2 separate regions of the Mus musculus genome follow, and region 2 is linked to region 1. Evidence: chromatin loops called from intact Hi-C (ENCODE). Cell type or tissue: heart. All regions are shown on one strand. Links, peaks and the distances in the headings refer to the core of each region. The heading gives the core; the rest is flanking DNA. Region 1 has its middle 18 kb from the start of Plppr1. Region 2 overlaps Gm52718 (a long non-coding RNA gene).

Region 1 (11,507 bases), core at 1,586-9,585:
AATCAGAAATGAAAAGGGAGACATAACAACAGATCCTGAAGAAATCCAAAACACCATCAGATCCTTCTACAAAAGGCTATACTCAACAAAACTGGAAAACCTGGACGAAATGGACAAATTTCTAGACAGATACCAGGTACCAAAGCTAAATCAGGATCAAGTTAACGATCTAAACAGTCCCATATCTCCTAAAGAAATAGAAGCAGTCATTAACAGTCTCCCAGCCAAAAAAAGCCCAGGACCAGATGGGTTTTGGGCAGAGTTCTACCAGACCTTCAAAGAAGATCTAATACCAGTTCTGCACAATCTATTCCACAAAATAGAAGTAGAGGGAACTCTACCCAACTCATTCTATGAAGCCACAATTACTCTGATACCTAAACCACAGAAAGATCCAACATAGATAGAGAACTTCAGACCAATTTCCCTTATGAATATCGATGCAAAAATCCTCAATAAAATTCTTGCTAACTGAAACCAAGAACACATAAAAGCAATCATCCATCCTAACCAAGTAGGTTTTATTCCAGGGATGCAGGGATGGTTTAATATAAGAAAATCCATCTATGTAATCCATTATATAAACAAACTCAAAGACAAAAACCACATGATCATCTCGTTAGATGTTGCAAAAGCATTAGACACGATCCAGCATCCATTCATGATAAAAGTCTTGGAAAGATCAGGAATTCAAGGCCCATACCTAAACACGATAAAAGCAATCTACAGCAAACCAGTAGCCAACATCAAAGTAAATGGTGAGAAGCTTGAAGCAATCCCACTAAAATCAGAGACTAGACAAGGCTGCCCACTTTCTCTCTACCTCTTCAACATAGTACTTGAAGTCCTAGGCAGAGCAATTCGACAACAAAAGGAGATCAAGGGGAAACAAATTGGAAAAGATGAAGTCAAAACATCACTTTTTGCACATGATATGATAGTATATATAAGTGACCCCAAAAATTCCACCAGAGAACTCCTAAACCTGATAAACAGCTTCGGTGAAGTAGCTGGATATAAAATTAACTCAAACAAGTCAATGGCCTTTCTCTACACAAAGAATAAACAGGCTGAGAAAGAAATTAGGGAAAAAATACCCTTCTCAATAGTCACATATAACATAAAATATCTTGGCGTGACTCTAACTAAGAAAGTGAAAGATCTGTATGATAAAAACTTCAAGTCTCTGAAGAAAGAAATTAAAAAAGATCTCAGAAGATGGAAAGATCTCCCATGCTCATGGATTGGCAGGATCAACATTGTAAAAATGGCTATCTTGCCAAAAGCAATCTACAAATTCAATGCAATCCCCATCAAAATTCCAACTCAATTCTTCAATGAATTAGAAAGAGCAATCTGCAAATTCATCTGGAATAACAAAAAACCTATGCTAGCAAAAACTCTTCTCAAGGATAAAAGAACCTCTGGTGGAATCACCATGCCTGACCTAAAGCTTTACTACAGAGCAATTGTGATCAAAACTGCATGGTACTGGTATAGTGACAGACAAGTAGACCAATGGAATAGAATTGAAGACCCAGAAATGAACCCACACACCTATGGTCACTTGATCTTCGACAAGGGAGCTAAATCCATTCAGTGGAAGAAAGACAGCATTTTCAACAAATGGTGCTGGCACAACTGGTTGTTATCATGTAGAAGAATGTGAATCGATCCATTCCTATCTCCTTGTACTAAGGTCAAATCTAAGTGGATCAAGGAACTTCACATAAAACCAGAGACATTGAAATTTATAGAGGAGAAAGTGGGGGAAAGCCTGGAAGATATGGGCACAGGGGAAAAATTCCTGAATAGAACAGCAATGGCTTGTGCTGTAAGATCGAGGATTGACAAATGGGACCTCATGAAACTGCAAAGCTTCTGCAAGGCAAAAGACACCGTCAATAAGACAAAAAGGCCACCAACAGATTGGGAAAGGATCTTTACCTATCTTAAATCAGATAGGGGACTAATATTCAATATATATAAAGAACTCAAGAGGGTGGACTCCAGAAAATCAAATAACCCCCTTAAAAGATGGGGCTCAGAGCTAAACAAAGAATTCTCACCTCAGGATTACTGAATGGCTGAGAAGCACCTGAAAAAATGTTCAACATCCTTAATCATCAGAGAAATGCAAATCAAAACAACCCTGAGATTCCATTTCACACCAGTCAGAATGGCTAAGATAAAAAATTCAGGTGACTGCAGATGCTGGCAAGGATGTGGAGAAAGAGGAACACTCCTCCATTGTTAGTGGGATTGCAAGCTTGTACAACCACTCTGGAAATCAGTCTGGAGGTTCCTCAGAAAATTGGACATAGTACTACCAGAGGATCCCGCAATACCTCTCCTGGGCATATATCCAGAAGATGTCCCAACCGGTAAGAAGGACACATGCTCCACTATGTTCATAGCAGCCTTATTTATAATAGCCAGAAGCTGGAAAGAACCCAGATGCCCCTCAACAGAGGAATGGATACAAAAAAAATGTGGTACATTTACACAATGGAGTACTACTCAGCTATTAAAAAGAATGAATTTGTGAAATTCCTAGGCAAATGGTTGGACCTGGAGGGCATCATCCTGAGTGAGGTAACACAATCACAAAAGAACTCAAATGATATGTACTCACTGATAAGTGGATATTAGCCCAGAAACTTAGTATAGCGAGATATAAGGTACAATTTGCAAAACACAGGAAACTGAAGAAGAACGAAGACCAAAGTGTGGACACTTTGCCCCTTCTTAGAATTGGAAACAATCACCCATGGAAGGAGTTACAGAGACAAAGTTTGGAGCTGAGAAAAAAGGATGGACTATCTAGAGACTGCCATCTCCAGGGATCCATCGCATAATTAGCCTCCAAATGCTGACACCATTGCATACACTAGCAAGATTTTGCTGAAAGGACCCTGACATAGCTGTCTCTTGTGAGACTATGCCGGGGCCTAGCAAACACATAAGTGGATGCTCACAGTCAACTATTGGATGGATCACAGGGCCCCCAATGGAGGAGCTAGAGAAAGTATCCAAGGAGCTAAAGAGATCTGCAACCCTGTAGGTGCAACATTATGAACTAACCAGTACCCTGGAGCTCTTGACTCCAGCTGCATATGTATCAAAGGATGGCCTAGTCAGCCATCACTGGAAAGAGATGCCCATTGGACAGATAAACTTTATATGCCCCAGTACAGGGGAACGCCAAGGCCAAAAATTTGGAATGGGTGGGTAGGGGAGTGGGGGGGAGGGTTTGGGGGACTTTTGGGATAGCATTGGAAATGTAATTGAGGAAAATACGTAATAAAAAAATGTAATTTTGTGTGCTTGTGTTCTTTCAATTTACAGCTGCATTGGCTGAAATAACAGTTCCTAGAGGTATAAGGGAAAACCTTGACGAAATAGTTTTAAAGTAACAGTGGTGTTGTTGGAATGTGGTGTAGTCATATTTGTGTGTGTGTGTGTGTGTGTGTGTGTGTGTGTGTGTTTGTGTGTGTGTGTATGTTTGTCTGTCTATCTCTCTGTGTGTGTGTGTGTATTCTCTCTCTCTCTCTCTCTCTCTCTCTCTCTCTCTCTCTCTCTCTCTCTCTCTCTCTCTGTCTCTCCCTCTGTGTGTGTGTGTATGTGTGCATGTGCACATGTGCGCACGCATGTGCATGTACATATCAAAGGAAGATGCCTGGAGTGTTGCTTTGTCACTCCCCCTACCTCCCTTGAGACAGGGTCTTTCTCTGAACTTGGAGCTTATGCCTCTTTTCAGCTAAGCAGGGTGGTCAACTTGCCCCATTTATTGTCCTGTCTCTGCTGCCCCCATCCCCACCCCAGGGCTGAGGTCATAGTCATGCTAAGCCGTGCACAGGTTTTGCACAGGTGCTGGGAATCTGAACTCACATGCTCATGCTTACACAACAAGTTTTCTTAGCTAGTGAGCCATCGTCTTAGCCTTGAAAGTTCTATTTTATCTACCTTTGACAGGGATATGAGCTATAACTCTTAAAAACTGGCTAAAATGTTTAAAGAGCATGTTTTCTAGTCTCTTAGTGAACCCATGTCCCTCACATGTAGCAAAGAATCCATTAGCTGAGGTAAACCTTCAGGGAACCCCTATGTTAAATGGTGCAATTCTCTTCATAATACCAATACCAATGACTGATTACATCCTTGCCATTACTATCAGTAGGAAATTTCCCCTGAAGAGCATCACTATTAGTCTACACAGATCAGTATACCAGTATGCTGAGCAGTGAGGTTGGGGACATCTGCTGTTCTAGCTTGCTCTTTTCATCCTCCAACCAAGAATGCATCCAGCTAAGCAGTTGGCATCCTCCAAACAAACAAACAAACAAACAAACACTGCTCTCCCATATCTAAGCATGAGCCTAGAATCCCAACCCAGTGGATCAGGCTTTCCACTGTCCTAGCCACTGTGGTTTCCAGCAGATGGTAAATGATAGAACCCTAGAGAATTAGGTCAAAATTCACAAAAGGAAAACTGTCATGTTTTTCCTTACTAGGACACTAAGCAGTTGAGGCACTGTAAGACTGGGAATACCATAAGGATTATATCTGTAAGATGATGTTGAATTTACTGTGCCTTAGGATACCACTAGATGTTTCAGTTACTTGAGAAGTTCACTTGGACTGGCTTAAGGCATTTTGATTTGGTTTTCTTTCCCATGTCCTGTTGGAATTCTCTTCAATAGACACAGCCATTTTAGCACCTCCTTAATAGTAATAGAGGCAAAGAAAAGGAAAAGCAAACCATGGATCCGCACAATGCTTAAAGGACCCATTCCTCTGGCCACACTGTGCCTGTTTCCTAGTCCTGAATATTTCAGACAGTCTCACCCATAGGCATACTTTCTAAGTGTCTCCTTCCCCTTTTTCTGAATTGCCAGCTTAGAAAGCTGGTGCCCTTAAAGGCTGACACCCACTGCTAGACAGATGGAGCAGAGAGGGCCAAGGCCAAGGCCAGGCTTATGCTGCCAACTCATTTGGCCAAAGGCCCAGCCTTACTCCACTTACAGCCACCAATGCTGTCATTACCCAGTAAAGGCTGATCTCAGTGCCCTTTGCTTGTCAGCTTCTCTACGCTCCTGAAGGTGACAGTAGTCCAGGAAGTCCTTGCTCCTTCCTGGCATTCATACATCTGCCAATCACAGCTTTGTGTAGTTGATAAGGTGTCCCTTGGCAAGAGACAGCCAGAAGTCCTGTCCCATGCCCACAGCAGGTGTCAAGAGAATGTCTGGAACAGCTGTCAGCTTCCCAATGCCAGGCTGGTGTGACTGGCTTGTGGGGCACACCTTCCTTCCCTGCAGCTCTCTAAGGTTTTAACTTCACAAGCATTAGTTCTGAGGTAGGGTAACTGTCTTGGTTTATTTCCAATATTCTATGGGGTCAATCTTCTATTATGCTTATACATATCAAGTAGGGATCTAAAAGGTACACTGACCATGTCACTCACTGCTTTAACTTCCCAAGGGAATTCTCAAGCTTTCTCTTCAAAGTCTGTTATGGTCTTGGTTAAAATTGTTTTGGCCCCAGACCTCAACATTTCCAACAAACCCATCTTCTTGTCTCTCCCCTGCTGTTCCAAGCATGCCAAGTTCCCTTCAACACTAGATGCTGGTTTTGTTCCCTTCAGTATGTCTGCCTAAGTCTTATTTGTCTTTCCAGTGTCAGTTCAGATGCCCTTCATCCAGAAAGCCTTCTCTGAATCCCCTAAAGCAGGGAGGAGAGGAAAGGGACCTGCCTCTGTGTTCCCAAGGCTTTCCTGACTTTGCTCTTTAGCTTACTGTTATGTATAACTATATGTAAGGTACACATTTACATGTGTTATACTTAAACTATTTCTATCTCTTTCTCCTGTCCAAACTCAATGGCCTTTGTGATGATATTAAGTGTTGATGCCTTTAAGAAGTGATTAGGTCTTGAGGGTGGCATCAGGAGTGAGTTCATTCTCTTCCATTTTTCCAAGGGAGAATGTAACAGGAGGTCTTACACCTGATACTGGTGCCTTGATATTGGGCTTCCAAACCTCCAGGAAAGTGAGAAAATAGCTTTCTGCTCTCTCAAATGACCCAGATGTGGCTATTGTATCCCAGAAGCAGTAAGTCGGTATGTAATTCTATTTATGGACTTTGAACAAATTGAAGATGAGTGCCGTCTTTTATCTTATCTATACTAGGTTCTTAGTATATGCTTCTTGAATAAATAAATTCATACTCATGCTTTCCCACTAGAATTAAGGTACAAAATGTGACATGAATGGAATCACTCAAGGGGCTCTCACTTCTGGAAAAAGAAAGTTACTGTTATCTTGTGCTTATGCATAGGGCATGGTGTGTTTGATTCAAAATGAACATGGATGGACTGGAGGTGTCATTAATCTGAAAAACACATGCTTGGAATGTATGAGGCTCTGGGTTCTCTCTGTAGTCTATGCATGCACAAGTGTGAACACACACGCACACGCGATGAAGAAGAAGAAGGAGGAGGAGGAGGAGGGGGGGAGGAGGAGGAGGAGGAGGAGGAGGGGGAGGAGGAGGAGGAGGAGAAGAGGGAAAGGGAAGTGAAGTGGGAGGAGAGGGGAGGGGAGGGGGAGGGGGAGGGGAGGGGAAAGGGAGGGGAGGGGAGGGGAGGGGGAGGGGAGAATGAAGCATGCCAAACTGAACATAGAGGAGCAGAGGGCCTTTCACCATTGTTTCTCTCAACTCACAGCATCTAATTAAGGGAAGAGAAATCTTGTCTCTTGAGCATCTCATTACGATGTTCATACAGCTGAATCACTTTACCTCTGTGCTCATCCCCAAAGATCAGCCCACTATAGCATCACTAACACTCCTGGAAGCAGAGGCCTGATTTGGCACTTCAGTGGCACCAGGGTCCCACACTGTCCGGGTCTCTGGCACAGAAACTCATCAACAACTGTGACACCTCATGTCTATGATAATGGATGTCAGCAGGACTCAGGATCCTGGGACTCCAGTGGCACCTGCAATGCTGTCTCAATATTATTGGGTTTGTCACAAAGCTCATCCTCTCTGCCAATAATGGCGGACTGCATCATCCCTTGCAATATAGCAGTTTTCTCTTCCAAATTAAGTGTTTTCCCATTCAGCACCAAGAAAGAAGTAGAAGGGAGAGTCTTATTTCCATCTAATACACCACAGAAAACTGGAAAACATCAAAGGATTATTTTTTTTCTTGACAATGGAAACACTTCCTCCGATGTGACCTAGGGTGACATATATAAACTCTAAAAGCAGAACACTGAAATACAGATCCAAATCATGAGTTCAATTTAGTTTGAGTTCTTTGTTTATTTCTTATATTAATGGTGGTTAAGAGCCCTCTCAGCTTCAGAGCCATCATTTATAAAATGTGCATCACTAAAAGGTAATGTCTCTGATAGTGTTTTTCCCAACTGTGATCAGCAAGCACTTATAGGACAGAGAAAGTCTTCAGAATTATGCTTAGTTGAAACACAGGTGAACCATCACTAAACACTGCTAAAATGTTGCCAGGATAAATTATAGATCCTTATTCTCTACACTCCACATTCTTTCTTAGTCAAGGAAAAGAACTGATATTTTCCAGATAGATTAAAAACTGTACATACATACATACATACATACATACATACATACATACCCAGTGTGGGTTAAAAAAGGTGGTCTGCGTCCAGCTTGCCACAAGGCTAGGGCCACTCATGGAGGCGGACACGGGAAGTTTGACTATGTGCAGCCCACGCCACTGTTGGGCAGTGAGAAACCATAGGACCCTGCTCCAGGAGGCACAGTCTGAGGTCCTGCAGAACTGCCAGAGTTGATTCGGAGGTCCCAGCCCACACAGAGGCCAGAATGGCAGGTTCTCACTCTTGGGCACCACAGACGCTGCGGGATGCCATGGAAGAGCTGAGAATATAGTAGGGGCCTTCAGGGCTGGCTCTGACACGGGGGCCAGGGGGGGGGTGGGGGGGGGGAGGGAAAAGAGCAGGAGGAGAGAGCTCTGGCTGACTCCCTCCTGCACAGATGAGAGTATCCTAGACTTGCTCACTTGCTCTGTGGGTGGCTTGGATTGGTAAAAACCATGGCCGGAAGTGCTGAGAGGCTTTCTGAGGGAGATTAGAAGCTCGGCTCTTTAGAGGAGGACGGAGGGTCCCAATGAGAAGAGACAGTCCATGGTTTTAAGGCGTTTATTGTCATGGCAGCTGGCCATGGTCATATGGAGAGACAGGGTAGGGAGTGCAAAGAAAGGGGGAGCAAGAGGGCAAGAGAGAGAGGCAAGGGTAAGAGAGTAAGAGAGGGAGGAGGGGGCAAATAGCCCCTTTTATAGTGGGCCAGGCCTACCTGGCTGTGCCAGATAATTGTGGGGAGGAGCATACCTGGCTGTTGCCAGGTAACTGTAGGGAGTGGAATCCAGGCTTGGAGCATTGCCCTAAGTGACTGATGGCCACAGACCTCTCTAAAGGAGCAGGGGGTGGGCTGTGGGCCGGGTATAGCTGTGACAGGAACCAGGGGCCCAAGGGGTGTGGCCAAACACCTGCAGTCTCTTGCAGGGGACAGTCGCCTGCTGGGTCTCTGGGGTTTTAAGCCTGAGCTCGACCAGGGACCAGGCTGCCTATGCACAGCTCACCGCCCCCACAATCCAGAGTCTTTATTTCAGTGAAAAGATGCTCCTGGTTTCCAAAGTAGGAATCACATTCCCTAAATATCATGAAAGATGGACTTCTCTGTCTCATGATGTAATATTTGTTATCTTGTGTGTGTGTGTGTGTGTGTGTGTGTGTGTGTGTGTGTGTGTGTATTAGAATAGAAGGATGCTAGCAGGATCACATAGTCCCACAAAGTCCTTTACTATGCCCTCTAAGAAAGTTTGAGGGTGACCAAACCATTGATGTATTAAGTATGCCCTTGACTACTTAGTAGGATAGGGTTCAGCTGGTGGTGGGAAGTGGATACACTCATCAGCATAAGGCTATACACACCTCCACCAACTGGTGAGAATAGAGTAGACAATTCTGGGTCCCAGTGATAGGCTATCAACATCTGCATTGCTAACAGTGCTCAAGTGATGGTTGACATGACTCCACTGAAGACAGAATCAACACACTGAAAATGCTTGTCACTGAGCAGTGAGACTCAAAAGGAAAACTAGTATGAGCAGAAAGCTCCAGAGTAGACCAGACAGGATGATGCTTTTAAAGGAGGAAACTCAAATTTGTAATAAAAGAAAGATAGGTTGAGTCATCAGTTTTTCTTTCCTTCAAGAGAAGCTGTAAGTCAGATTTTATATACAGATTTTTGATCTTTCAAAAATTAGAAAGACAAACAATGATATCCTTTACTGAACAAGAAAACATATTTCTAAACAGAATCAAGATGATGTACAGGCCAGTGTATATCATCTGGCATAGAGCTTTGTCACTCCTAAGAGATCTGTTGCTTTGATGGAAGGCACAGAAAACACAGTCATGTACTAAGGCATGTAGATGACTAGGCTGTGCTCTAGTTGCAAACTATGACGTGTGTAAGAACCACAAAGAAAACAACACTGATGTTTTAGGGCCCAATTTCGTGTGATGCAGAGGCAGTCAAGTGAAGTTAATGAGGGCATGAATATTTTCCTATGCAGCTGACTGAACATGCTGTGGGGGGGGGGGGAGAAAGGGATGGAGGGAGGGGAGAGAGGGGGAGGGGGCCCTCATCACTGGCATCACATGTGTAGAAATATATGCAACAAATTCTAAAAGGAGAGAGTACTAGAAATTAACAGAAAGAGAACTGAGCTAGAAAATAGTCAGAAACAGACTCCTTAAGAGCTTCATAATGTAGCTTGCTTTCTTGCCAACAGATAACTGTGCTCTTTGCAGGGTACATTACAGGGATCATTAAAACTGTGTATCTGTCTTGGTAGCTAGCTAGCTAGCTCTATCACCATCATCCAATAAATGCAGCCCCATGCAAGCATAGACGTCATGTATCTAAAAGATTCATAGTGTTATACCCTAAAATATATCATCTATGTTGGGTTGGTTCCATGGTTTTACAAATTGTTGATGTCTCAAGGGGGTTATTTAGAGAAAAAGAATTCACAGAATCCAGTTGCTCTGCTGCCTTCTCGGGCTCCAGTCATTCCCATGTTCCACTGGCATGGGAGTGTAAGGTCAATGGTGTTACCGTGGGCAGTAGAAAAGTGCCTAAATGGCAGAGTCCTACCACTGAGAAAATCCTTCTCACAATAAAAATAATAAAAAAATTAAAAAATTAAAAAATCCCATTACCATTGTTATTATAGCTGACATACTTCACTTTGCCCCTGCCTAAGTCAGATCCCTGTAAGAATGAAGAAGAAAAATGCTTGATGACATTTTTCAAAGGTGGATAGTATGTATCTAGGCTTTTGGCTCTGGGCTCCAGTTCCAATTTCAATAGAATAGGTAGAAACTATATGATTACAACTTTGCATTTGTTAACATGTCACCTGTCCATTTCCAGTTACACAGCCACACTCCCTGGCAGTCTAAATAGGAATCTACTCATGTGACTGGCAAGTAAACGACAAATACAAATGAGTAGAAGTTAAAAAATAGAACGCTGTAGAGTTAGTTCCTTAATGTTCCTTACTGACTGTCAGTCATGTATGTTCAGCCTGATAGGCAACATGTGATAAAGGCTCACATATCTTGTGTGTCTCTATACCCAGCCCAATAGGCAGCATGTAGTAGTTCATGTCTTGAAGCATCTCCTTGAATACATGAACGTCTTTGCAAATTGCTAATGAGACATATCTATGTAGAGAAAAAAGACCAGTTGTGGAAGATTAGTCCATTTTCTCCACATCCTCACCTGTCCCTTGAGTTTTGTGGGTTTTTTTGTTTTGTTTTGTTTTGTTTTATCATAACCTTTCTGACTGGTATAAGATGGAATCTCATGGTCATTTTGATTTGCATTTCCCTGATGACTAAGGACGTTGAGCATTTTTTTTAAGTACCTCTCTGCCAATTTGAGAATCCTCTGTTTAGTTCGGTATCCCAGAGCACAACTCCATTGCTGGTAGGATTGCAAACTGGTGCAGCCACTCTGAAAATCAATCTGGTGGTTCCTCAGATAACTGAAAATAGCTCTATCTGAACACCCAGCTATACCACTCCTAGGCATATTCCCAAAAGATGCTGTACCATACCACAAGAACACTTGCTCCACTATGTTCATAGCAGCCTTATTTGTAATAGCCAGAAACTGGAAACAACCCAAACGTCCCTCAACCAAAGAATGTAAACAGAAAATGTGGTACATTTATACAATGGAATGCTAGTCACCTATTAATAACAAGGACATCATGAATTTTGCAGGCAAATGGATTGAATGAGAAAATATCCTGAGTGAGGTAACCCAGACTCAAAAGGAGATGCATGGTAGGTACTCACCGATAGGTGGATATTAGCCAAAAAGAATGCTTTTAAAAAATGTTAAACAGAGTAAGTATTACTTACTGTGGGAAGA
Region 2 (11,507 bases), core at 1,686-9,685, 250 kb after region 1:
TAACCGAATCCAAGAACACATTAAAGCAATCATCCATCCTGACCAAGTAGGTTTTATTCCAGGGATGCAGGGATGGTTTAATATACGAAAATCCATCAATGTAATCCATTATATAAACAAACTCAAAGACAAAAACCACATGATCATCTCGTTAGATGCAGAAAAAGCATTTGACAAGATCCAACACCCATTCATGATAAAAGTTCTGGAAAGATCAGGAATTCAAGGCCAATACCTAAACATGATAAAAGCAATCTACAGCAAACCAGTAGCCAACATCAAAGTAAATGGAGAGAAGCTGGAAGCAATCCCACTAAAATCAGGGACTAGACAAGGCTGCCCACTTTCTCCCTACCTTTTCAACATAGTACTTGAAGTATTAGCCAGAGCAATTCGACAACAAAAGGAGATCAAGGGGATACAAATTGGAAAAGAGGAAGTCAAAATATCACTTTTTGCAGATGATATGATAGTATATATAAGTGACCCTAAAAATTCCAACAGAGAACTCCTAAACCTGATAAACAGCTTCGGTGAAGTAGCTGGATATAAAATTAACTCAAACAAGTCAATGGCCTTTCTCTACACAAAGAATAAACAGGCTGAGAAAGAAATTAGGGAAACAACACCCTTCTCAATAGCCACAAATAATATAAAATATCTCGGCGTGACTCTAACGAAGGAAGTGAAAGATCTGTATGATGAAAACTTCAAGTCCCTGAAGAAAGAAATTAAAGAAGATCTCAGAAGATGGAAAGATCTCCCATGCTCATGGATTGGCAGGACCAACATTGTAAAAATGGCTATCTTGCCAAAAGCAATCTACAGATTCAATGCAATCCCCATTAAAATTCCAACTCAATTCTTCAACGAATTAGAAGGAGCAATTTGCAAATTCATCTGGAATAACAAAAAACCGAGGATAGCAAAAACTCTTCTCAAGGATAAAAGAACCTCTGGTGGAATCACCATGCCTGACCTAAAGCTTTACTACAGAGCAATTGTGATAAAAACTGCATGGTACTGGTATAGAGACAGACAAGTGGACCAATGGAATAGAATTGAAGACCCAGAAATGAACCCACACACCTATGGTCACTTGATCTTCGACAAGGGAGCCAAAACCATCCAGTGGAAGAAAGACAGCATTTTCAACAATTGGTGCTGGCACAACTGGTTGTTATCATGTAGAAGAATGCGAATCGATCCATACTTATCTCCTTGTACTAAGGTCAAATCTAAGTGGATCAAGGAACTTCACATAAAACCAGAGACACTGAAACTTATAGAGGAGAAAGTGGGGAAAAGCCTTGAAGATATGGGCACAGGGGAAAAATTCCTGAACAGAACAGCAATGGCTTGTGCTGTAAGATCGAGAATTGACAAATGGGACCTAATGAAACTCCAAAGTTTCTGCAAGGCAAAAGACACTGTCTATAAGACAAAAAGACCACCAACAGACTGGGAAAGGATCTTTACCTATCCTAAATCAGATAGGGGACTAATATCCAACATATATAAAGAACTCAAGAAGGTGGACCTCAGAAAATCAAATAACCCCCTTAAAAAATGGGGCTCAGAACTGAACAAAGAATTCTCACCTGAGGAATACCGAATGGCAGAGAAGCACCTGAAAAAATGTTCAACATCCTTAATCATCAGGGAAATGCAAATCAAAACAACCCTGAGATTCCACCTCACACCAGTGAGAATGGCTAAGATCAAAAATTCAGGTGACAGCAGATGCTGGCGAGGATGTGGAGAAAGAGGAACACTCCTCCATTGTTGGTGGGATTGCAGGCTTGTACAACCACTCTGGAAATCAGTCTGGCGGTTCCTCAGAAAATTGGACATAGTACTACCGGAGGATCCAGCAATACCTCTCCTGGGCATATATCCAGAAGAAGCCCCAACTGGTAAGAAGGACACATGCTCCACTATGTTCATAGCAGCCTTATTTATAATAGCCAGAAACTGGAAAGAACCCAGATGCCCCTCAACAGAGGAATGGATACAGAAAATGTGGTACATCTACACAATGGAGTACTACTCAGCTATTAAAAAGAATGAATTTATGAAATTCCTAGCCAAATGGATGGACCTGGAGAGCATCATCCTGAGTGAGGTAACACAATCACAAAGGAACTCACACAATATGTACTCACTGATAAGTGGATACTAGCCCAAAACCTAGGATACCCACGATATAAGATACAATTTCCTAAACACATGAAACTCAAGAAAAATGAAGACTGAAGTGTGGACACTATGCCCCTCCTTAGAAGTGGGAACAAAACACCCATGGAAGGAGTTACAGAAACAAAGTATGGAGCTGAGATGAAAGGATGGACCATGTAGAGACTGCCATATCCAGGGATCCACCCCATAATCAGCTTCCAAATGCTGACACCATTGCATACACTAGCAAGATTTTACTGAAAGGACCCAGATGTAGCTGTCTCTTGTGAGACTATGCCGGGGCCTAGCAAACACAGAAGTGGATGCTCACAGTCAGCTAATGGATGGATCACAGGGCTCCCAATGGAGGAGCTAGAGAAAGTACCCAAGGAGCTAAAGGGATCTTCAACCCTATAGGTGGAACAACATTATGAACTAACCAGTACCCCTGAGCTCTTGACTCTAGCTGCATATGTATCAAAAGATGGCCTAGTCGGCCATCACTGGAAAGAGAGGCCCATTGGACACGCAGACTTTGTGTGCCCCGGTACAGGGGAACGCCAGGGCCAAAGGGGGGGAGTGGGTGGGTAGGGGAGTGGGGGTGGGTGGGTAAGGGGGACTTTTGGTATAGCATTGGAAATGTAAATGAGCTAAATACCTAATAAAAAAAAATGAAAAAGAAAAAAAAAAAAAAAAAAAAAAAAACAATACAAGCCAGAGAGAGAGGGCCTGGCATGAGACCATCACAAGAATCCATGCAGTAAATGACTGGACAATGTACAATGGATGGGAACCACACAGGACATCTTCAGGAGACTTTGAGGATTGGAATCAGCATACTTAGTGACTTAGGTGACACAGAGGAAGAGAAACATTGGCCTTCTTAACATATGCAACTAATTATGAATGGGAGAGAGAGAAAGGGAGAGGAAGGGAGAGAGAGAGAGGGAGAGGGGGGAGAGAGAGAGGGAGGGGGAGAGAGAGAGGGAGGGGGAGAGAGAGGGGGAGGGGGAGAGAGAGGGGGAGGGGAGAGAGAGAGAGGGAGAGAGAGAGAAAGAGAACATTAACTAAGTCAAAGGGAGAAAGAAAAATTAGTAGATGACATGATTAGGTTTAAGTTTTTGGGAAGCCCTCTGAAACTAAGTAAGATTATGCTAAACAATTGAGAATCTACATAACAATGACATCTGGGTACTTAAGATGCACTAAATCGCCCTAGCAAAATGTCTGCGGAAAAGATAAGGAGGAGAGACAGACTCTGTGTGACACTAGATTTGGTGGCACACAGTAAGCTAGGCCATGACTACAAAAATAACTGCACAGACATTTGGATGAGAGTTAGTCAACAGAATTAATTTTTTTCCTGGGTTTTTGTTTGTTTGTTTGGGTTGTTTGTTTGTTTGTTTGTTTGTTGTTTTTGGTTTGGTTTGGTTTGGTTTGGTTTGGTTTGGTTTGGTTTGGTTTGTTCTTTTTTGGTTTTTCGAGACAGGGTTTCTCTGTGTAGCCCTGGCTGTCCTGGAACTCACTTTGTAGACCAGGCTGGCCTCGAACTCAGAAATCTGCCTGCCTCTGCCTCCCAGGTGCTGGGATTAAAGGTGTGTGCCACCACTGCCTGGCTAAACAGAATTAATTTAAAACAGGAGCAGGAAAAGGAAAGCAATGATCCCTGAGGGAGATCTGTGCAGATCCAGGCATGGGTTTTGGAATGCAAATCCTCCCACAGTGACAGAGCCACCCTACCTGATCAAGCTTTCCTGGGAGAATGAGAAAGTAATAATGACAAAGGAGAAACCATCTTCAAACTGTCGGTCTGCAGCTCCACTGTCCTCCTAGTAACTCTTCCATCTTATCTATGGAATGTTGGCCTTTTCGTGGCCCGATGTAGCCTCTCAATCATGCAGTCACTACTTAAAATGAATCTGTGCACGAGGCAACCAATCTGCCCTTGAAATCAGGTATCAGACCTGGACAACTCTTACTGGGCAATTCATTGATTCTATTGTGACCAAAGCACTCCACATAAATTAAGCCTTTGGATGCTTTACATTCCTCCTGGTTGAGATGTAATGTTTCAAGTCACTCAGCTCCATCGAGGAAATGATCCTGGTAGGAAACTTTCAGTTGACCATGCTCTCCAGAACCTCATTACCTACAATAAGAGAACTGAGATCAAATACTGCAGATGCGTTCTGTAAACTTTGAGTGGTTATAGAACTGTTAACTATTATTAGTAACATGCTTCTGGAGTTTGGTGTGTGGTTAATGATTCATGGTTTAATTGCAAAGTGTTTTTCATCTCACATCAACATCACTCACAAAACAAATAGTAAATTAACCTAAAGAAATGTATGGCAGTGTAATAGACAAACCTTGCACTTTGCAAATACATTAATTAATTAATAAATAAATAAACACATTGAAGATGACACCCCAATAAAAATAGAGGGAGTTTTGTATTGTTGAAAGAAAATAAAACTTGAGACCTGTGATTCATGTAATGTATGTCAAATAGCCCAAAGAGTTGTTTGTGAGCTTTGAAACCTGGGGCTGAGAACATAGCAGAACAGACCAGGACATGCCCGGGCAGGCCCGTCGCCTCCCTATCTCCCACCCCTCTGACCTAAGTTAAATGTTAACAGGCTGCTGATGTTTAAATGGACCAATCATGTGAAACCGCACCAATTCCTCCCCCAGCCCCACTCTTTTCTATAAAAACCCCTAGCTTCCAAGCCTCGTGGTCGAATCCACTGTCTCCTGTGTTTCGACTCGGAGCTCCACCATTAAAATACCTTGTGTTGTTACATCAAGGTGTTTTGTTCTGTTCGTGATTCTTGGGTGCACACTGAATCGGGAGTTAAGTGGGGGTTTCCCCACTAGGTTCTTTCATTGTCTCCTTAAACAAGTGGTTCTCAATCTGTGGGGTCTTAACCCCTTGGGAGATCAAACAACCTTTTCATAGGGGTCACTTAAGACCATCGTAAAATACAGATATTTACTTTATGACCCATAACAGAAGCAAAGTTCCAATTATGGAGTAGTAGCAAAATAATTTTATGGTTCAGGGTCACCACAGCATGAGGGAATGTATTAAAGGGTCGCAGCATCAAAGAGGTTGAGACCACCTTAAACAAACATGCTCCACCAATAGGTTGTACATTGTGTAAGATGCCTATTAAAGCTCAGAAAATGAAAAGGATGTTAGCTACATGGTTATATTCTTGAAGTGATAGGATCAGAGCATTATTTTAGAATAAAAATCTTGTTACAAAATGATTAGTAAATCCAGACTAGATGCTGAGGAGAAGCTGACACAGACACTGGCCTTAGTAGAAGCAGCTAGCCATGAGGAAGAACTCAAGTCCTCGCACTTCTGCAATACTTCACATCCACGTAAAGGGGACTCGGGTGGAAAGGAAAGGGGGAAATATATGGCTGAGTGTTTAAACGTTTTGATGCTGAAACACTCTAATTTGTGAAAAAACATGATGGTGAATCTAGTAAGTTCCAAAGACAGTGAGGAATGAAGCAAAAAAACGGCAGTCATAGAAAGTAGAGTAGATGTGAACACTCATATTCCGTGATCACGGGCAGAAGTGAGATTGTTGACAGCGAACTCAACCTTACTGATATCCTATTTAGGAATGGGAATGTGGCTGCTTTGTTTGAGAAAGTGCTCTCTGTTATTAGGTGTTTTGTATGAACAGAAAACAGGATGGAGAAACAGCGACAGATGGAATCTTGACCCAACAAGAAAGATGTGAAATAGTACAGAGGTGATGAAGAATTGGGGCAGGCACCACCCTGCTGTTCACGGTACTTAGTATTTCCAGGAGCTCTGCAGCTATTTCTTTCTACAGAGACCTGCTATGACAGCACACACTGAGTGGGACGGCCATTAGTAAGGAAATGTGGTGCCAGGACGAGAATAAATCCCAGTTGCTTTCATATGTGACCACAGGATAATTTTTAGCCACAAGCATTTCCTTTGATTTGGTGTTATGGCATCTAAGCCCATCTTTTAGTAGCTGGAAACCATGGATATATATTTACTCCCAAACACTTAAAAGAAAAACAGGCAGACATATTTCTCAAGGGAAGCAGGCTTTTAGACCACAGATCATATTAAATGGAGGCATCAGGCAAATGAGCCCAGAATTGAAACAACACTGTGTCAATGGATTTGCCCCCATTCAAGTTGGAGGCAAACTATCCTAAAATGATGGTATGTGATTCCACGTGAGAACAAAATTTTAGAGCTGGAAAAAGGAAATATCCCTCCCTGTTACAACCAACTACTAAAGGATTCTGCAGAGGAAATGCACTAAGATCAATTAGTTGTAGAACCATAGCTCTTAATGTTAAAATGATTTAATAGTTCTACAAATGTCATGACATTAGCATTTTACACAAAGCTATATTAGAAGCATGGGGATCCCTGAGCTGCCTCTGAAAGTCAGCGTTTAGAGAACAGTGTTTATGAAGCTACATGGTCACTTTATGATATGAACTGGCAGTCTCACTAGGGTAAATGTCGCTGGCTAGCTGGTTTTATTTTCGGCAGGTCATTCAAGGATTGAGGCTGCCAAGTTCATCTTTCATTTGGATGGACTACAAAACCCATTTACAGCTGGCTGACTCATCCTACGGTGCCCTCCAACAGAAAAATAACTTTCTGGTATATCATCTTAAGAAATTATTTAATTACAGTTTTTACAATATGTAAGGTGCTCCTGCAAGGACCATCTAAAAATCTTGCTTACAATCAGGTAATAGACAGACATGTTAAAGCAAAACCCTAACAAATGAATTTTCTAGAAAAAACAAGGGGCATGCACGTAAGCGCTTACGCTACCAACAGTCCATTCCCAGACTAACAGAGCTGTAAATAAGCAAAAGGTCCTTTCCCATCTTCAACAGTGTTTGCATTCTCTTGTTATTTAAAAAAAAAAATCTTTAAACAATTGTTATGAGAATTGGCAATACAACTAGGTCACATGGTTTTTCAATCCTAAATGATAAATGGCCAGGTGTGGGTATTAAATAGAACAAGTACCTAGTGATATTGTTGGCATTCATATTAAAAATGGTAATGTTTAAGTGGCTAATGTGCTACCATAAAGCTTTCAGAAAATGATGCTTTGTAAGAAGAGATTGGTTTGCAATAGGAAATAAGAATCAGAACATGTCCCCTCCCTCAGTTCCTGGCCTTGTTTGCATGTAGGCTTTTCTTTGATTCACACAGTTTGTAACATCAGCCCAGCTATACTACGATGGTGGAACATGAGAAACATGTTATTTGGAATATGAAGACCCCACTTGAAACTCCAGACTGACTGAACTTAAGAAATTACACATGTCGTTGTAAATCTAGGAGACTGGATGTGTGGTGTGATCTGCGAGGATGTCCCATCAAACAGAAAAGCACAAATCACTTGTGAGTTGCCCTGAATAATGCCCTGAGCAGTCATAGGGAGAACAAAAGCTTCTCTGCGGCCCCTTAGCAGCCATCTCATTGTTTGATAAGGAAATCTTGCCACAGTGTTTTAGGAACAGACCTCTCTGGCCCTTTCGATCTTATATCCATAATAAGGTAACTTTGTTTGTTGTCTTATGGCTCTGAGTAATACACTAGAATGGTTATTTTTAAATCCCATATTCTAGTTCCACTTGTGGACTGTGGCAATACCCACTCCTTTGGTATTGCAACATGAATTCAAGTAAACTGAAGCTTATAATCTCATTACAAAGGTGAGGATAAAGAAGCTAGCCAAGTATGCAAGGTAATTCCTAAACACAGTGTGCAGAACCACTCAGGAAACGCAGAAAGGATGCAAACTCAGACTTACAGACAGATCTGGGGATACAGTCAGCAATCTAGTTTTTTATTTTATTAGCTCTTTTGGGAATTCTGTATTGTGTATTTTGATTATATTTATGCAGATTAAAACTACTTTGAGATTTCATCCTTAGACATTTCATCAAATGTCTGAGATTAAAGAAAGAAAGCAAATGCTGGCAGATGCAGGGAGAAGCACCTTTTCATTGGTGGGGGTTAGGGGATGCAAACTGATGTCATCTCCATGGAAACCATAATGGACACACCTGAAAATAATAAAAAAAAGATCTACCACATGACCCAGCTTTACCACTCTGTATCCTCCTACAGAGAAACCTGCTCATTCATGTCCATTGCTGATCTATTCACAATAACCAGGATACGGAAATGACCTAGATGTCCATCAGTTGACAAATCAATAATAAATGTGTAATATATTTGCACAGTGATCTACATTTTACCAGCACCCATACGTGGTTCTAATACACAGAGTCAAAAGACCACACACTGAAGAAGAAACAGGGAATGAGAGATCCTATTTTGGGTCTCACAGCAGGATTTGACTCCATATCCAGCCCTGAGAGACTGTGGTGGCTTCAGTGTCCTCATCTACAAAAAGAAGACAATAGTAATACCACAAGTTAGCCAGTTGTAACACTAATAGTCAGCACACACTTAGTGTGAAAAGTGTTGTCTGTGTTATCATTAATACCACTGAAACACAGAAAACTTGCCCAGGTGCTAACTGACTCCCCAATGTTCCTAGAACTCAGTGGATAGAGAATTCTGGGTAAAGGAGAGAGAAACAGAAAGAAAGAAGCTGAGCTAAGTCTGTTTGTTTGTTTTTCATCAGTGTTGGGGACAAGAAGAAATTCAGATCAAAGGAGAAATAATGCATTAATTAGCAAGGACCTAGGGAATTAGCTGCAACTGCGTGAGGTCATTATGGGAAGTGGGTACTCCAGTGGAGGGTGGAGTTGAGGACAGGTGAGAAACTGTGGGCCTCACAAGTTGGCTCTTCTACCTTGTGTCTAAAAGCATCATTTGTTTTTGTATTTTCAAGATGCTGGTGACAGAGCCCAAGTTTTCACACATGCTAGGCAAGTGATCCACACTGAACCACTTCCCCAGCCCTTAAAATGCCAGTTATAAAAGGCAGCACCATTAGATCCAGCACATGAAGAAAAAAAGACCAATTTATAGTAACCATTCTTATTATAAAGTAATTATTTACATATTAACTCACCACAAGGAACCTTAATTTATTGAGTGAGTTAATATATTTAAATATATATATTTCAGCATAGTGAAGCCATGTATCCTTGTGGTATGGTAGAGCATCTTTTGGGTATATGCTCAAGAGCAGAATAGCTGGGTCTTCAGGTAGAACTATTTCCAATATTATGAGGAACCGCCAGATTGATTTCCAGCGTGATTGTTCAAGTTTGCAATCCCTCTGGCAATGGAAGAGTGTTCCTTTTTCACCACATCCTCACCAACATGTGCTGTCACTTTAGTTTTTGATCTTAGCCATTCTGATTGATGTACAGTGAAATCTCAGGGTCGTTCTGGTTTGCATTTCCCTGATGATTAAGAATGTTGAACATTTCTTTAAGAGCTTCTCAGCCATTGGAGATTCCTCTATTGGCAGCCTTATTCAGAATAGCCAGAAACTGGAAGCAACCCAGATGTCCTTCAACCAAAGAACGGATACAGAAAATGTGGTTCATTTGCACATTGGAATACTATTCAGCTATTTAAAACAAAGACATGATGAATTTTGCGGGCAAATGAATAGAACTTGAAAACATCATCCTGTGTGAGGTAACCCAGACCCAAAAGGACATGCATGATATGGACTCACTGATAAGTGGATATTAGCCAAAAAGTACAGAATACCCTTGATACAATCCACAGACAGTAAGAAGTTAAACAAGAAGGAATGCCTAAGTGAGGATGCTTCAGTCTCACTTAGAAGGAGGAACAAAATAGTCACGGGAAGCACAGGGATGGAGGGACCTGGGTGGGTGAGAGAAGGGAGTGGGGAAAGGGGGCAGAATGAGGTATGATGGGGAGACATGAGAGGGTCAGGAGAATGAATGGAAATATGCAACTGCAGGAGGGTAGGGAGGAACCTCTAGAAAGTCTCAGAGACCTGGGATGTGAAAGGTTCTCAGGACTCAATGGGGGTGACCATAGCCAAAATGCCCAACAGTGGAAATATGGAACCTGAAGAAACCACCTCCAGGAGACAGACAGGGACCCAAGTGGAGGGATGGGGTCACCAACTCACCTTCAAAATATTTGACCCAGACTCGTTTCTGTCTAAAAGAAATGCAGGGACAAAAATGGAGCAGAAACTGAAGAAAAGGCTGTCTAGTGACAAACCCAACTTAGGATCCATCCCATGTGAGTACCAAATCCTGATGCTATTACTGGTTCTATGTGTGCTTGCAGACAGGAGCCTAGCATGGCTGTCCTCTGAGAGGCTCTACCAGCAGCTGACTGAACAGATGCAGATACTCACAGCCAACCATTGCACTGAGATCGAGGAGCCCTATGGAAGAGTTAGGGGAAGGCTTGAAGGAGCTGAAAGGGATGACAACCCCATAGGAAGAACAACAGTGTCAACTAACCTGGACCCCTGGGAGCTCCCAAAGACTAAGCCACCAGCCAAAGGAAATACACTGCTGTTCTGATGCCCCTGGCACATATGTAGAAGAGGAATGCCTTGTCTGGCCTCAGTGGGAGAGGATGAGCCTAATTCTGTAGAGACGTGATGCCCCAGGGAAGGGGGATGCCAGAGGGGTGGGGTGAGCACCCTCTCAGAGACTAAGAGGATGGGAAGGAGTAAAGAACTCTGGAAGGTAGGACCAGGAGGGAGGCCAATATTTGGAATGTAAATGAATAAAATAATTAATAAAAAATAAATTAAAACATTTCAAGAGCTGACAAAATGGCTCAGTGGGTAAAAGAAATTTGTGTCATACTTGAAAACCTGAGTTCGCTCCCCCCAAGATCCACAGCATGAAAGGAGAGAATTGTGGTCCTCTGACCTCCACACACATGCCAAGACACACCCATGCATCCCATGTGTGCACAGATAAACAAATGTAATTAAAAATCATTTCCAACTTGCTAAAAATAATTCAAACTCTCAATAAAATATCAACTTTTATTGAAAGCGAAGCACTATTTGCTTATTTTAGAACCTCAGATTCTTGCACAGTTCCAGAAATAGATAAGAACTGGTTCAGTTAAACAAATATGTGCAGGTGTGTGTGTGTATGTGTGTCTGTGTGTGCCAATGTCTGTGTGCCTGTGTCTTTGTGTGAGCCTGTGCCATTGTATCTATGTCTGTGTGTGCCTGTGTTTGTGTATATGTATGTCTGTGACTGTATCTATGTGTGTGTGTGTCTGTTTTTGTATCTGTGTCTGTGTATGTGTCTGTGTCTATCTGTATGTGTGCCTGCATCTGTGTGCCTGTGTGTGG

The links. A loop is a pair of places that touch in the nucleus more often than their neighbours do. Peaks named below come from ENCODE experiments on the same cell type or tissue, not always from the same donor. Only the 100,000 strongest peaks of a DNase experiment are listed, where the experiment ranks them.
Region 2: it touches region 1 in a loop (4-fold over the local background); 6 of 42 quality-filtered maps call a loop at or near these places.

Annotation. Positions count from the first base shown.
Region 1 is chr4:49,035,457-49,046,963 of GRCm38, reverse strand. No RefSeq gene overlaps it. Among named protein-coding and RNA genes, the nearest start is that of Plppr1, 18 kb to the left of the region's middle. In heart, for the core only: no CTCF peak of the experiment used is centred there; a DNase peak (open chromatin) is centred at 5,123.
Region 2 is chr4:48,786,526-48,798,032 of GRCm38, reverse strand. The region is part of intron 1 of Gm52718 (a long non-coding RNA gene); the gene reads right to left. Among named protein-coding and RNA genes, the nearest start is that of Gm52718, 17 kb to the right of the region's middle. In heart, for the core only: no CTCF peak of the experiment used is centred there; no DNase peak of the experiment used is centred there.